Linked DNA regions of Homo sapiens: region 2 is linked to region 1. Evidence: read pairs that join two places in POLR2A ChIA-PET (ENCODE). Cell type or tissue: B cell. All regions are shown on one strand. Each heading gives the region's core, and the rest is flanking DNA. Links, peaks and the distances in the headings are about the cores only.

The links. ChIA-PET counts read pairs that join two places held together with the same protein. Peaks named below come from ENCODE experiments on the same cell type or tissue, not always from the same donor. Only the 100,000 strongest peaks of a DNase experiment are listed, where the experiment ranks them.
Region 2: POLR2A ChIA-PET joins it to region 1 with 10 read pairs; 2 of 35 experiments call an interaction of 5 or more read pairs at or near these places.

The regions. Positions count from the first base shown.
Region 1 is chr19:36,165,186-36,176,200 of GRCh38, reverse strand. No RefSeq gene overlaps it. Among named protein-coding and RNA genes, the nearest start is that of COX7A1, 18 kb to the right of the region's middle. In B cell, for the core only: CTCF peaks have their summits at 5,080 and 5,281 (motif pointing right); a DNase peak (open chromatin) is centred at 5,320.
Region 2 is chr19:35,734,509-35,739,508 of GRCh38, reverse strand. KMT2B (lysine methyltransferase 2B) reads right to left here. Exons shown (of 37, transcript NM_014727.3): 31 at 2,682-2,819; 32 at 2,523-2,597; 33 at 2,246-2,423; 34 at 1,766-1,873; 35 at 1,567-1,650; 36 at 1,318-1,447; 37 at 631-1,227. The coding sequence ends at 952. It overlaps IGFLR1 (IGF like family receptor 1), which reads left to right. Exons shown (of 5, transcript NM_024660.4): 5 at 1-708. The coding sequence ends at 229. Among named protein-coding and RNA genes, the nearest start is that of IGFLR1, 5.4 kb to the left of the region's middle. In B cell, for the core only: a CTCF peak has its summit at 1,865 (motif pointing right); a DNase peak (open chromatin) is centred at 1,877; H3K27ac peaks cover 1,165 bases.

The DNA.
Region 1 (11,015 bases), core at 3,331-8,330:
CAGTGAGCCGAAATCGCACCACTGCACTCCAGCCTGGGCGACAGAGTGAGACTCCGTCTCAAAAAAAAAAAAAAAAAAAAAAAGGAAAAAGGAAAAGAAAAGAATTGCAGGATAAATGCTTCTTTCTCTTTACTGGTTTTCATAATAATGAGTTGAGGTCAGGCAGGGTGGCTCATGCCTGTAATCTCAGCACTTTGAGAGGCCGAGGCAGGCAGATTACTTGAGGTCAGGAGTTCGAGACCAGCCTGGCCAAAATGGTGAAATACTATCTCTAGTAAAAATACAAAAATTAGCCAGGCGTGGTGGCGCGTGCCTGTAATCCTAGCTACTTGGGAGGCTGAGGCAGGAGAATTGCCTGAACCCAGGAGGCGGAGGTTGCAGTGAGCCGAGATCGCGCCACTGCGCTCCAGCCTGGGTGACAAGAGCGAAACTGTCTCAGAAATAATAATAATGAATTGGCTCCCCCAGCATTCTGCCATGGTAGCTGATGCATTTAGATGCAGGTGTGTGTGTGTGTGTGTGTGTGTGTGTGTGTGTGTGTGTGTGTGATGTTTAATGTGTTTCAATCCATTTAAATTGCACCCTCAGTGATGCTCAAATGCCTCCATGTTGGGTGTGGAAGAGCCTCTTCCAGTTGGCTCCTGTGTCCTTTTGCTATGACCCAGTCCTCTTTGATTATTTGCCCCGTCTGCCACCACAAGATGTTCCAAGTTCATCTTGTTCATTTCCTGTCTCTCACCTTTAAGTCGCCATTTTCCAAGGAGCCCTCTTCTTTCCTTTAGGTATTTTGGTACTTTCCCAAATGGCATTTGGAAACCACAATCAGGTTGTTAGGAGTGCTTCCTGCTCCTGGTTGGCCATTTTTAAGATATGTATGCATTTTAAGCCATTCTATAGACATTGCTCAAGTGCCTTCAGGAAGATTATGCAGCTGTACATCTACCTACAGTAGAAGAGATCCCAAAGCCACGCTCATCCAATCCTGGAGAATCATTTATTTTGAATATAGACCATTGAATAGGTGAAAAATGGAAAAGTCACTTTTTGTACATTTGCATTCCTTCAATAATGATTACCATTTGTTCACATATTTGTTGACCATTGGAATTGATTTTAGCACAGTGCCTAAAATATAGTAGGTGCTCAATAAATATTTGTTAATTGAATAAATTACTTGTATGTTCATATCCCTTGTTCATTTAATATGGGGAGGGGTCATATTTTTCTTACTTAAAAGAGCTATTTTTGAAAGGATTACATGTGTATAAAGTTCCTAGCACCATGCCTGATGCATGCATTGCCATTTATGTCTCTGGTGGGTGGCTTTTTTTTTTCTACTTTAAAAGAGAAGGGGCCGGGTGCGGTGACTCACACCTGTAATCCCAGCACTTTGGGAGGCCAAGGTGGGCAGATCACCTGAGGTCAGGAGTTCAAGATCAGCCTGGCCAACATGGTAAAACCCTGTCTCTACTAAAAATTCAAAATTAGCCAGGCGTGGTGGCGTGCACCTGTAATCCTAGCTTCTCGGGAGGCTGAGACAAGAGAATCGCTTGAACCTGGGAGGCAGAGGTTACAGTGAGCCGAGATCGCAGCACTGCACTCCAGCCTGGGTGACAGAGCGAGACTCCGTCTAAAAAAAAAGAGAATAATAAGGAGGTCAGGTGCAGTGTCTCATTCCTATAATCCCAACACTTTGGGAGGGGCCAGTGAAAGGATCGCTTGAGGCCAGGAGTTAAAACCAACCTGGGCAACACAGCAAGACACTATCTCCAAAAAATTTAAAAATTGGCCAGGTGTAGTGGCACACCTATAGTCCCAGCTACTCAGGATGCTGAGGAGGGAGGATCACTTGAGCCCAGGAGTTCGAAGCTGCTGTGAGCTGTGATCCTGCCTCTTGTACTCCAACCTGGGCAACAGAGTGAAACCCTGTCTTAACAAACAAAAAAGAAAAAAAGAAAAAGAAAAAGAGAGAGAAAGAGATAAGGATAAGGAATTTGGCCGGGCATGATGGCTTACGTCTGTAATCCCAGCACTTTGGGAGGCTGAGGCAGGCAGATAGCTTGAGCCCAGGAGTTCAAGACCAGCATACGCAACACGGCAAAACCTCATCTCTACAAAAAATACAAAAATTAGCCAGACGTGCTGGCATGCACCCGTAGTCCCAGCTACTCAGGAGGCTGAGGCGGGAGGACTGCTTGAAACCAGAAGGCTGAGATTGCACCACTGCACTCCAGCCTGGGCAACAGACCAAGACCGTGTCTTAAAAAAAAAAAAAAAAAAAAAGATGTGTATGTGCAGCTCTGCTTCTGCAAGAAGGGCCTAGACTCACCACCTCTTGAGAAGAGAATGGCCACCTCCTCGGGTGTAACTTTTTCGTGCTGGAAGTAACCTGTGTTTGCAGCAGGCTGGGTTTAAGAGTATCTTCCTGTCTTCCATGCATTCCATCGAGGTCAGAGCCAGGGCCTTCTATGGAATTCTGTTGGATGCAGAAAGCACTGGAACTTGAATCTATGTTTACACTTTTGTGCAGAAAACACCAGAACAGCTTCCAATTCTGGAAGGGACATTTTTGGTTCAGTGAAGCCAGGACTTGCTGCTTTGATCATTCAACCTAAGCAGCTGGCTGAGACTGTTCAAGGACTCTGAGAGGTGGCCAAAGACTCAATCCCCTAAAGTGACTGCAACAGACCCCAGTGGTCCTGAAGGCAACTGAAGGCAATGATAGACCTGTGCTTACTGTCAGAATGGAAGAGCCAGACTCTGTTCTTTGAGGTAAGGGAGAGCTTCAAGAAATCGCATTTGGGCCAGATGCGGTGGCTCACACCACTAATCCCAGCACTTTGGGAGGCTGAGCCAGGCAGATCACCTGAGGTCAGGAGTTCGAGACCAGCCAGCCAACATGGCGAAACCCTGTCTCTACTAAAAATCCAAAAATTAGCCGAGTGTGGTGACACACACCTGTAATTCCAGCTACTCAGGATGCTAAAGCACAAGAATTGCTTGACCCAGGAGGCAGAGATTGCAGTGAGCCAAGATCGAAACACTGTGCTCCAGCCTGGGTAATGGAGTGAGACTGTCTAAAAAAAAAAAAAAAAAAAAAAGTAGTAGTCACATTTGACCAGGCACAGTGGCTCACGCCTGTAATCTCAGCACTTCGGGAGGCCGAGACAGGAGGATCACTGGAGCCTGGGAGTTTAAGACCAGCTTGGGCAACATAGTGAGACCCCCATCTCTACAAAAATAAAAATAAAAAAATTAGCTAGGTATGGTGATGTGCACCTGTGGTCCAAGTTACTAGGGAGGCCGAGGTGGGAAGATCACTTGAGCCTGGACATCAAGGCTACAGTGAGCTATGATCACACCACTGAACTCCAGCCTGGGGAACAGAGCAAAACCCTGTCTCAAAAAAAAAAGAAGTCCTCCTGCCTCAGCCTCCTGAGTGGCTGGGACTATCGTGATGTGCCACTATGCCTGGAACAGTATTTATTGATACTGATTTGAACAAGTAATCAAATAATATATTTATGTTTTGAACAAACAAAAAATATTATATGACCCAATGGAAAAAAATGGGTATTGAACCCTGACTGGATATTTAGTTGTATTAAGGAATTCATGTTAATTGTTTAGGTGTGATATGGAGTTGTCTCTTAGAGATAGAATTTGAAGTATTCATGGATGAAAGGATATGATGATGCCTTGGCTTTGATTTAAAAATCCATTGAGGGGAAAAGGTGGGTGGGGTATAGATGAGGCAAGTTTGCTGAGGCTCGGTGATAGGTACAGGGGGTTCATTATTCTACTTGCTGTGTTTTTGTGTGTTTGACATTTCCCATCATTACGAACTGAAATATATTTCCTGAGCACCTACTGTGTGTCAGGCACTGTTCCAGACACTGGAGATCAGCAGGGAACAATACTGAAAAACTCCACGCATTCATGTAGCTGAGATGCTGGCAGGATCATAATAACTAACCTTTTTTTATTTTTTATTATTTATTTATTTATTTTGAGATGGAGTCTGGCTCTTTCACCCAGGCCCAAGTGCAGTGGCGCAATCTCGGCTCACTGCAAGCTCCGCCTCCCGGGTTCACGCCATTCTCCTGCCTCAGCCCCCCAAGTAGCTGGGACTACAGGCACCCGCCACCATGCCTGGCTAATTTTTTGTATTTTTAGTAGAGACAGGGTTTCACCGCATTAGCCAGGATGGTCTCGATCTCTTGACCTCGTGATCCGCCTGCCTCGGCCTCCCAAAGTGCTGGGAGTACAGGCGTGAGCCACCGCACCCGGCCTTATTTTTTATTTTTGAGACAGGGTCACATTCTGTCACCCAGGGTGGAGTGCAGTGGTGCAATCCTGGCTCACTGCAACCTCTGCCTCTCAGGCCCAAGTGATTCCCTCACCTCAGCCTTTCCCAGTAGCTGGGACCACAGGCATGGGCCACCACGCCCAGCTAATTTTTTTATTTTTATTTTTGTTGAGAAGGGATCTCACTGTGTTTCCTAGGCTGGTCTCCAATTCCTGGGCTTCAGTGGTCCTCTTGTCTCAGCCTCCCAAAATGTTGGGATTTCAGGTGTGAGCCACCACACCTGGCCAGGAACAAATTATCCTTTTATTACTGGGAAAGGCTGGGCATGTTTTGGGGGGTGCTCTTGTTGTTGTTGGTCGTGTATGTGTGTGTTGTTTGCTTTTGTATATACATGAACTTTTCCCAGAAAGATACACAAGAAACAAGTAAGTGGCTGGGCGCGGTGGCTCATGCCTGTAATCCCAGCACTTTGGAAGGCCGAGGCGGGCGGATAACCTGCGGTCAGGAGTTTGAGACCAGCCTGACTAACATGGTAAAACTTCCTTCTCTACTAAAAATACAAAAAAAAAAAAAAAAAAAAAGCCGGGTGTGGTGGTGCACGCCTGTAATCCCAGCTGCTCAGGAGGCTGAGGCAGAAGAATCGCTTCAACCCAGGAGGCGGAGGTTGCAGTGAGCCGAGTTCGCACCACTGCACTCCAGCCTGGGCAACAGAGCGAGACTCCATCTCAAAAAAGAAAAAGAAAAAGAAAAAAAGAAAAGAAAAAAAGAAATAACATAGAATAGTTCCCCTGGAAAGAAACCTAGAGTCCCCAGGGAGAGGAAGACCCTGTTTATCCTCATGAATTTTAAACCATGTGACTTTATCATCTGTTCAGCAACTGGGAGAATAAAAACTAAAAATTTTGAATAGCAAGTTCTAAAATACCAAGAATGGTTAGAGTATGGGAAGGACCAGGTGGAAAGGGCAGTTGTTTCTGTGCCCGCCACAAGATGGCAGCAGAGCGGCACCAAAGTCCGCCCGAGGGCAGGTCCCCTTCCCACCTACAACCCGCAACTCCTGTGGTCTTCCCACCCGCTGTGTGATTGTGGCAGGGCTGAACCATCCACACATTCTACACTCGCAGAAACTGAGATAATAAATAAGTATTGTTCTGAACTGCGTGGCCGGGCACCGTGGCTCATGCCTGTAATCACAGCACTTTGAGAAGGTGAGGCTGGCGGATCACCTGAATTTAGGAGTTCGAGACCAGCCTGGCCAACATGGCGAAATCCCATCTCTACTAAAAATACAAAAATTAGCAGGGCGTGGTGGCGGGCGCCTGTAATCCCAGCTAGTCGGGAGTCTGAAGCAGGAGAATCGCTTGAATCCGGGAGGCGGAGGTTGCAGTGAGCCAAGATCGTGCCACTGCACTCCAGCCTGGGCGACAGAATGAGACTCCCTCTCAAGAGAAAGTCAACTGAACTGCTACATTTGGGGGTAAAATTTGTTACTTAGCAATAGATAGCTAATACACTATACATCACACCATGCCACCAAAAAAAAAAAATGAGTATGTGTTTATGTGTTTCTAAGATATAAGGACTCTTTTTTTTTTTTTTTTTTGAGACATAGTTTCACTCTGTCACCTCACCCAGGCTGGAGTGAGACCTTGTCTAAAAAAAAAAAAAAAAAAAAAAGTCATAAATTTTAAAATATTTGTTTATATCAAGATCCAAATAAGACCCCTATATTGAGATCCGTTGGTATGTAAATTCTGTTTTTATTTATTTATTTATTTATTTATTTTGAGACGGAGTCTTGCCCAGGCTGGAGTGCAGTGGCTCGATCTCACCTCACTGCAACCACCACCTCCCAGGTTCAAGCAATTCTCCTGCCTCAGCCTCCTGAGTAGCTAGGGTTATAGGCACCCGCCACCATGCCCGGCTAATATTTTTGTATTTTTAGTAGAGACGAGATTTCACCATGTTGGCCAGGCTGATTTTGAACTCCTGACCTCAAGTGATCCATCCGCCTTAGCTTCCCAAAGTGCTGGGATTACAGGCGTGAGCCACCATGCCTGGCAATTCTGTGTTCTTTAAACCACATATGTTGGTGCTTTTTTGTTCTAGCAGCTAAGTCCTCATGTAAACCGATACAGAGCAGCAGAGATGGCATCCCCCAGCTGGCCATTTATACTGAGTTTGAGCTCATTTGTCCCGCAAGTTGACAAAACCATTCCTAAATGAGACCTGTGCTATGGCAGCAGCAGTTTTTGTTTTGTTTTGTTTAGAGACAAGGACTCGCTCTGTCGCCCAGGCTGGGATTACAGGCGTGAGCCCCTGTGCCAGCTGCTTCATTGTTTTTGATATGGAGATATTGTTCCAGACTTCCTGGCACCTTGGAGCTTAATCCAGGAAACTTGTCCAGGCTGTAACCAAAGACTTTGTGTTGAGATAAGAGAAATTTTATTACTCTCTCAGAGTCGGAGCAATTAACTAGATAATGATTACAGCTGTATACACGGAGAACAGAGAAGAGATGGGTGCAGTGAGCCAGAAGCGAGAAGATGATGGTGGGCAGGAACTGGGGAAGGTGCTGGGGAGGAGAAATGGGTGGAATGAGACCCGGGATTCCCTCCCAGGAACTGGGATTGGAGGGTGATGGTAGGGAGCAGTGCGGAAGGTCCAGGCAGTTTGCCATGCCAGGCCCTATCCATGAGTGGCAAACTCAAATGCCTACAAGGACCATGCCAGAAATAGGAGTAAGTGAAATAGATGGAAGACAATAGGGGTTGGTGGGGACTTTGGTGAAGCAGAAATGCATGTCCCTATGTCAATTAGCTTTTGTTATATTAAAAAACACCCAAGGCCAGGTGCGGTGCCTCACCCCTGTAATTCCCAGCACTTTGGGAGGCCAAGGCCGGTGGATCACTGGAGGCCAGGAATTTGAGACTAGCATGGCCAACATAGTGAAACCCCATCTCTATTAAAAATACAAAAATTAGCTGGGCATGGTGGCACATGCCTGTAATCCCAGCTGCTCGGGAGGCTGAGGCAGGAGAATTGCTTGAACCTGGGAGGTGGAGGTTGCAGTGAGCCAAGACCGCACCACTGCACTCAAGCCTGGGAGACAGAATGAAACTGTTTCAAAAAACAAACAAAAACAGGCCTGGCACGGTGGCTCACGCCTGTAATCCCCGCACTGTGGGAGGCCGAGGCAGGTGGATCACCCGAGGTCTGGAGTTCGAGACCAATCTGGCCAACATGAGGAAACCCTGTCTCTATTAGAAATACAAAAAATTAGCCGGGCGTGGTGGCAGGCACCTGTAATCCCAGCTACTGGAGAGGCCTGAGGCAGGAGAATCACTTGAATCCAGGAGGTGGATGTTGCAGTGAGCTGAGATCGCACCACTGCGCTCCAGCCTGGGCAACAAGAGCGAAACTCTGTCTCAAAAACACCGCCACCCAAAACAGTGGTTTAAAATAATAAGCATCACGGCCAGGCAAGGTGGCTCTCTCCTGTAATCCCAGCACTTTGGGAGGCTGAGGTAGGCAGATCACTTTAGCTCAAGAGTTCGAGATCAGCCTGGGCAACATGGCGAAATCCCATCTCTTTAAAAATACAAAAGTTAGCCAGGTGTGGTGGCCCATGCCTGTGATCCCAGCTACTCGGGAGGCTGAGGTGGAAGGGTCATTTGAACCCAGGAGGTGGAGGTTGCAGTGAGCCAAGATTGCACCACTGCACTCCAGCCTGGACGGCAGGGCAAGACCGTGTCTTGAAAAAATGAATAAATAAATAAATAAGCGTGTCAAAAAAGAATAACTTGAGGAATGACTGTGGGCTATTGTAAACATAATCAGATAGTTATTCTAATTGTAGCTGCTGTACCAGATGTAATATGCTTGCTGGAACAAATCAACAGAATCTGGTATTGGTATGCAGCTATTAACCTGCCTAATGCCTTTTTCTCCATATCAATTTTCAAGGACCACCAGAAGCAGTTTGCTTTTAATTGGCAGACCCAACAGTATACCTTGAGAGTGGTATTTCCAGGCTACAGCAGTTCTCCTGCTCTTTGCCCCAATATTGTCCACTAAATCTTGATCATTTTGACATTTCACAAGCCATCACATCGGTCTGCTACAAGAATGACATTATGCTGATTGGTCCTGACGAGCAACAAATAGCAAGTACTTTAAATGCTTTAGTAAGGTATGTACGAATGAGAAAATTGGAGAAAGTCACCATCAAAATTCAGCGACCCCCTCCCACCTCAGTGAAGTTTTGGGGGGTTACAGGGGAAGAAAAATATATATATTTTTGAGACAGAGTCTCACTCTGTCGCCCAGGCTGGAGTACAGTGGCACAATCTCGGCTCACTGCAACCTCTGCCTCCCGGGTTCAAGCAAGTCTCCTGCCTCAGTCTCCCGAGTAGCTCAGATTACAGGCGCGTGCCACCATGCCCATCTAATTTTTTGTAGTTTTAGTAGAGATGGGGTTTCACCATGCTGGCTAGGCGGGTCTCGAAATCCTGAGCTTGTAATATGCCCGCCTCGGCCTCCCAAAGTGCTGGGATTACAGGTGTAAGCCACCATGCCTGGCTTTTTTTTTTTTTTTTTTTTTGAGATAGAGTCTCACTCTGTTGCCCAGGCTGGAGTGAAGTGGCGCGATCTCGGCTCACTGCAACCTCCGTCTCCTGGGTTCAAGTGATTCTCCTGCCTCAGCCTCCCAAGTAGTGGGACTACAGGTGTATGCCACCACACCCAGCTAATTTTTGTATTTTTAGTAGAGACGGGATTTCGCCATGTTATCCAGGCTGGTCTTGAACTCCTGACCCCAGGTAATCCACCTGCCTCGGCCTCCCAAAGTGCTGGGATTACAGGCATGAGCCATGGTGCCTGGCCTGAAAAATATTTTTTCTTTAATCCTCATAAGTTCCTAGTTGGAATGTACCCCTGTAACAAAAGATAATAAGAGAAAAACAAACAGAAGCTTATTAACATGTATATTTCTTATACACATGGGAGACACCCAGGGAATGAGTAGTTCTCAAAGAGGTGGCTTCGAATTCCAGCTTATACAGCGTCTTCAACAAAAAGCATAAAATTTTTAGAGAAATTATAGAACAAAGGAAAAGGGGTAGTAACTTGTGAGAAGCCAAATAAAAGCAGAGGAAGCCTAGTTTGAAAACTTGTTGGCCCGGCATGGCGGCTCACGCCTGTAATCCCAGCACTTTGGGAGGCCGAGGCAGGCAAATCATCTGTGGTCAGGAGTTCAAGACCAGCCTGGCCAACATGGTGAAACCCGTCCCTACTAAAAATACAAAAAAAACAAAGCAAAACAAAAAAAGCTGAGCACGGTGGTGGCGCCTGTAATCCCAGCTACTCACGAGGCTGAAGGAGGAGAATCGCTTGAACCCGGGAGGCGAAGGTTGCAGTGAGCCGAGATTACACCACTGCACTCCAGCCTGGGCAACGGAGTGAGACTCTGTCTCAACAAAAAAAAAAGAAAACTCGTTAATGTAGATTCCTCTGGTACCATCTCCAGTCTGATAAGGATCTAAAATTATCTTCAGGCCAGGCACAGTGGCTCATGCCTATAATCTCAGCCCTTCAGAGGCTCAGGCGGGAGGATTGTTTGAGCCCAGGAGTTAGAGACCAGCCTGGACAATAGAGTAGGACCTCATCTCTATAAAATTAGCCGGGCATGGTGGTCCACAACTGTTGTCCCAGCTATTCAGGAGGTTGAGATTGGAGGATCACTTGAGCCCAGGATGTTGAAGCTGCTGAGCTGTGATTTTATCACTGCGCTTCAGTCTGGGTGACAAAGTGAGACCCTGTCTCAAAAAGGAAGGAAAGAGGGAAAGGAGGGAGGGAGGGAAATAAAGATATCTTTTCTACTTTTTTTTTTTTTTTTTTTTTGGAGATGGAGTGTCGCTCTGTCACCCAGGCTAGAGTGCAGTGGCATGATCTCGGCTTACTGCAACCTCCATCTCTGGGGTTCAAGCAATTCTGCCTCAGCCTCCCAAGTAGCTGGGACTACAGGCGCACAGCAGCACACCCAGCTAATTTTTTGTATTTTAGTAGAGAAGGGGTTTCACTTTGTTGCCCAGGCTGGTCTCGAACTCCTGAGCTCAGGCAATCCGCCTGCCTGGGCATCCCAAAGTGCTGGGATTTCGGGCATGAGCCACCACACCCAGCAAGAAAGAAAGATATTTTTTCTTTTCTTCTTCTTTTTTTTTTGAGACGGAATTTCACTCTTGTTGCCCAGGCTGGAATGCAATGGCACCATCTCGGCTCACCGCAACCTCCACCTCCCAGGTTCAAGCGATTCTCCTGCCTCAGCCGGCTGAGTAGCTGGGATTCCAGGCATGCGCCACCACGCCTTGCTAATTTTGTATTTTTAGTAGAGACTGGGGTTTCTCCATGTTGGTCAGGCTGGTCTCGAACTCCCGACCTCAGGTGATCCGCCGCCTCGGCCTCCCAAAGTGCTGGGATTACAGGCGTGAGCCACTGCGCCCGGCCAAGAAAGATATCTTTTCTAAGGTGAAAGACAAGTTGCTGCAAGTTGCAGTACCTACCACAAAGAAAGAAGTACAATGGTCGGTAGGTTTTTTTATTTGGGAGGCAACATTGAGTATGCTGTTTTGACCCATCTGCAAAATCACCCAGAAGGCTGCATGCTTTGAGTGGAGACCAGAGCAAGAGAAGGCAATAGGGTAAGAGG
Region 2 (5,000 bases), core at 1-5,000, 430 kb after region 1:
CACTACTCGACACCTGGCCGCAAGATATGGGCTGCCTGCTGCCTGGTCCACCTTTGCCTATTCGCTGAGGCCGAGTCGCTCGCCGCTGCGGGCTCTGATTGAGATGGTGGTGGCAAGGGAGCCCTCTGCCTCCCTGGGCCAGCTTGGCACACACCTCGCCCAGCTAGGGCGGGCAGATGCATTGCGGGTGCTGTCCAAGCTTGGCTCATCTGGGGTTTGCTGGGCTTAACACCCAATAAAGAACTTTGCTGACTACTAAGCCCAGTATACAATTAGCACTGAAGTACTTCTTGAAGTACAATCCTAATTGGGCAAAGACCCAACAGATAGCCTCACTGCTCTTCGCCCTAGAAGGGCCTATTCCAACATACACACAGGGCCACATGTGGGAGGGCTGACCCCAGGTGCCTCTGGGCCACCAGAATCCCCTCTGGGAAACAACCCTGCTACAGACAGTTGCTGTGTTGTGTTGTTCTGAAGCCGTAACAGACCCCATGACTGACTTCTAATTCTGAATGATGGCCTCACCTACCTGTTGAGGCTGATGAACTTCCTTGGGTCATGATGGGTGGGTGTGTAGAAGTGGGGTTCCTACCTGCCCCCACAGCCTACAAATGGGAAGACCACCTCTCCAAACATTGACAGACTTTATTGTGGGGGGGTTCCCACCTGGGACCCCACCTCTTAAATAAAAAAGTGCATAGAAAAGAAGGGATTTAGAAACCTTTGTACAATATCTACATCCTGGGCCCCCAGGGCAGAAAGGGGGCGATTGCTGGATGGGCTGGAGGGGTGGAGGCAGGGCCCTTGTCACCTGCATGCCCACATCCACCCTGAACATGAGGGTGGGGGTGAGATGCTCTGGGAGGGGCTAGGGAGCCCCCAGGCTAGGGGCAAGATGGCAGCGACGGCAGCAGGAGGTGTGAGGGGTCGTGGTGGGCAGCCACGGCCTCAGTTAAGGAACCGACGGCAGCGCTTGGCGCCACAGTTGCAGGGCAGCTTGTTGCTGGCATCCTCGATGGGGAACTTGTAGTCGTAGGTGAGCTCCTCACCACGCAGGATGCGGCGCAGGGCGAAGATAACAATGTGTTTCTGGCCCTCCACGTGGATGACCCGAGAGAAGCAGTTGGGCTCACAGGAGTGGTTGATGAAGCGGGCGGCATTGCCATGCATCGTGGCGTCCACTACATCAAAGTCATCCATGCGGAACATATAGCACCCGATGCCCTGCAGGGATGAGGTGGGGAGATCAGGTGCTCTGTCCCCGCGGACAGGCTCGCTTCACCCACTGTCTTCCCACAGCCACTGGGAGCCCACCTTCCCATCGTAGAACTTCTCCCGCTTGTCAGTCAACACCGAGCGGATGACAATGCCAGAGTACTCGATGACCATCTCCCCCGCGTCGATGTTGCGCTTACAGAACAGGCCTCGCCCGTGGATGGCTGATCTGCAGGGCAGGATGAACAGGGAACTCAGGGGGGAGGGGGACAGAAACCAGACAGTACCCCCTACCCAGTGCACCTGTCCGTCCACCCAAGGGGCATCCTCCCCCCCAACCCCACTCACCTGTAGACACCCACAGCTTCTTTGGACGTCTTCTTAAGGTGACGAAAACGCATGGCCATGGGCAGCTCCAGGCTGGTGGCACGTCTGGTGAGGGACAGCAGTGTCACCCAGGCTGGTGCTCAGAATGACCTCTCTCACCCCTGCTCACTCTCTAAGACCCTTCCAGACCACCACCCGCCCCCCAGCTCACACTCCATACCTGGTTGACCTGAGCTGCACCTCATCCTCTTCCTCATCACAGGTGGCCCCCTCAGGGAGCACCCGGTGCTGGGAGGCCAGGAAGTTGAACATGTCAAAGGTGCACTTCCTGCAGGTGGCAGCAGGGGAAGGAGGAATATACTGTTGAAGACAGAGCTAACAGGGAAATGGGTGGGGTTCATTTTTCTGATGTCAGCTCTAGAAATAACTTTTTTAAATTTTTATTTTAGAGATGGGGTTTTGCCATGTTGCCTACGCTGGTCTCCAACTCCTGGGCTCATGCGATCCTCCTGCCTCGGCCTCCCAAAGTGGCGGGATTACAGGCATGAGCCACGGAGCCTGGCTAACTCTAGAAATAACTCTTCAAGTGACCTAGTGTCTCCTCCCCAGGCCTCAGTTTCCAACCTCTACAGTTAACTCCCACCCTCAAGAGCTCTCATAGGGGCGCCCTGACCCAGGCATCACACCCCAGACCTCTCACCGGAGATAGACCTCTGCCCGAGCAGCCCCATGGGGATTCAGGGGCGGCTCCTCCTGGCCCTCTCCCTGCTGGTGGTAACGGAACTTATAGTGCTGGCAACGCTGGGCTCCGGGGAGCTGCTCGGCCAGGAAGATGACAGCATCATGGTGGATGCCCAGGAGTCTCGCCCCACTCATTCCTGAGGGGAGATGTTGAGGACACACCTGTCATGTGGAGGGCCCATGGTGCCCTCGGGGAGACATCCAGCTCCCTGCCCCCTGTGGGGCCCACTCCTTACCACTAAAGGAGAGATGTCTGAGTCGGGCATGCCCTCGGGCCTCTTGCACTTTCTCGATCAGAGTTCTCCACGCCCCTGGGGAGACAGCAGAGCCAGAGCTGAGTCAGGATGGTGTTTTATGGACACTCTCCCTCCTGCCACTGCACTCCCCCCACTCACCCTCCAAGCTCTCTGCCTCAACGCTGAACCCATCCTCACTGCTGATCTCGAAGCGCAGATGTGGGCCAGTCCGTTTTGGGGCCTGGTTCTCTTTATCATCTGGGGATGGAGGCTCTTCCTCAGAGCTCGAAGCCTCACCTGGTCCCAAGAAGCAGGTTGGAGTGAAGATCACCCTTCCCGGACTCAAAAGCCCCTGAGCCCCGCTGTGCTCCCAGCAGACACCACTCTCTCCACCCCTAGGCGCAGACACAGATACTAGGGTCTAATGGCCCTCCTTCTGCTCCAGTTACCCAGTGAGCCCTGCAGAATGGACATTTCTTCCCCTAAGGAGCCTGCGGCTCCTCTTCTGCAGGACTTCTTGGGTACAAAAGCATTCCACAGAGGCTTGGGGCCTTTTGGCTCTTCAGGACACGCCTATGGCTCACTCAAACCCAGTGTACCATACATCCCATCTACCTGTCATTATTCTGTTTCTCACACAAAATTTAAAATACTGGAGAATTGTATTTTGCACATCTATTTTTTTTAGATGCAGCAAATTTCTGTAACTGTTACAAACATAAAATTATCATTTTTTGAGACAAAGTCTCGTTCTGTCTCCCAGGCTGGAATGCAATGGTGTGATCTCGGCTCACTGCAACCTGTGCCTCTCAGATTCAGGCAATTCTCCTGCCTCAGTCTCCCGAGTAGCTGAGATTACAGGCGCCCACCACCACGCCCGGCTAATTTTTGTATTTTCAGTACAGATGGTGTTTCACCATGTTGGCCAGGCTGACCTCAGGTGATCCGCCCGCCTCGGCCTCCCAAAGTGCTGGGATTACAGGCGTGAGCCACTGTGCCCAGCTACAAATATATTATTATATAGGCTCACATGCACAGAGCCAAGTACACTGTATGTTATGAGCTATTTAGGGGATTTCTCGAGGGTTAATAGATTAAACAGGGCAGACGGGATATGCTGACGTAGTAGATGTGGATGTGAAGAAGGGGGATGGGGGTCGGGACAACGCTGGGCTTGAACACCTGGAAGGATAAAACTGCTGTGGACTGAGACAGCGAAGGCAAAAGAAGAATGGGTTTGGCGTGCAGGTGGAGGGCTCAGTTTGGGACAGGCTGACTTTGAGAGGCCTCTTAGAAACCTCCCCCTGCAACCTGCTGGTGGAGATGGTGGGCAGGCAGCAGGACAGGATGGAGGAGGCCACAGTTCAGGGACAGGGTCTAGGCTGGAGAGAGCAATGTGGAGACAATCAGAACACAGACGGGAGGACAGCCACCAAGCTGGAAGGGAGCCCCTGGGAGTGAGCATACACAGAAGTCAAGGCCAGGGTCCCGGGACACATCTAGCCTGACAGCTGTGAGCAAGGAGGCAGGACCAGAGGTGAGAGCAGGAGCAGCCTTGGAAGCCGGGAAGACAATGCTTCAAGGCGGGAGGGATCCGCTGCACCAAACGCTGCTGCTGCTCAAGCAGGTGTGGGCTGGGGACTGACCACTGGGGGTTGGGGGCACAAAAGCTTGAGTGGAACAGGCTTTAGGAGAGGCAAAACCCACATGGCCACACTCTCCCGATGTCACCTCTCCAGGCCACCCTGCCCCACCTCCCCTGCCCCAAGGGAGACTCTAAAGCAACACTCCTGCCGTGTGACTCCCGTCTTCTCCAGGCCTCAGTGCCCCAGAGTCCACCTCTGTCAACTTCTTCCCTGTGTCCCCCAACCCTCACTTCCAGTTTCCCAAACACAGCAGGACTGACCACAGGACCCTGGCAGGTGCTCTCACTGCTCGGTTTCTCAGTGCCCACTCTAACCTGCCCTTGCTAACATGTCTGTGTCCCGCACCAAAATGTGGTCTGATCCCTGAGGACAGGGACCTCCTAAGGCCACTGCCATATTCTCATGTCATCTCTGAGACATAAGCAGCCTCTGAGTTAAGCACTCTCAATCCACGTCACTCTGCTTCCCAGCTCAGCAACTGAGCTGTGTGTCATGAGAAAATCCAAACATCTGGACAGGATTGGGCCACCACAAAATCCCAGCCTCAGGCTGCTCGACCACCAGCTTACCTGGCCGCAGCCACTCCCCCAGCCACTGCCCTCAGGGACCAACAGAAAACTCCACCACTCCACCGCCAGCTTCAAGGAGTCCATCAGCCAAGCCTCCTCCAGGGGCCTCCACCCCATGTATTACAGTTTCTGCATAAACACCTGCTTTCCCTCCTCTCCTTTACCTCAGAGGTCACCAGTTCAAAACCAGCCACCAGGCCTCTTCCCACTGCCTTTTCCATCCCAGCCTGCCCTTCCCTGCCATCCATGGCTCCGCTGTCTTG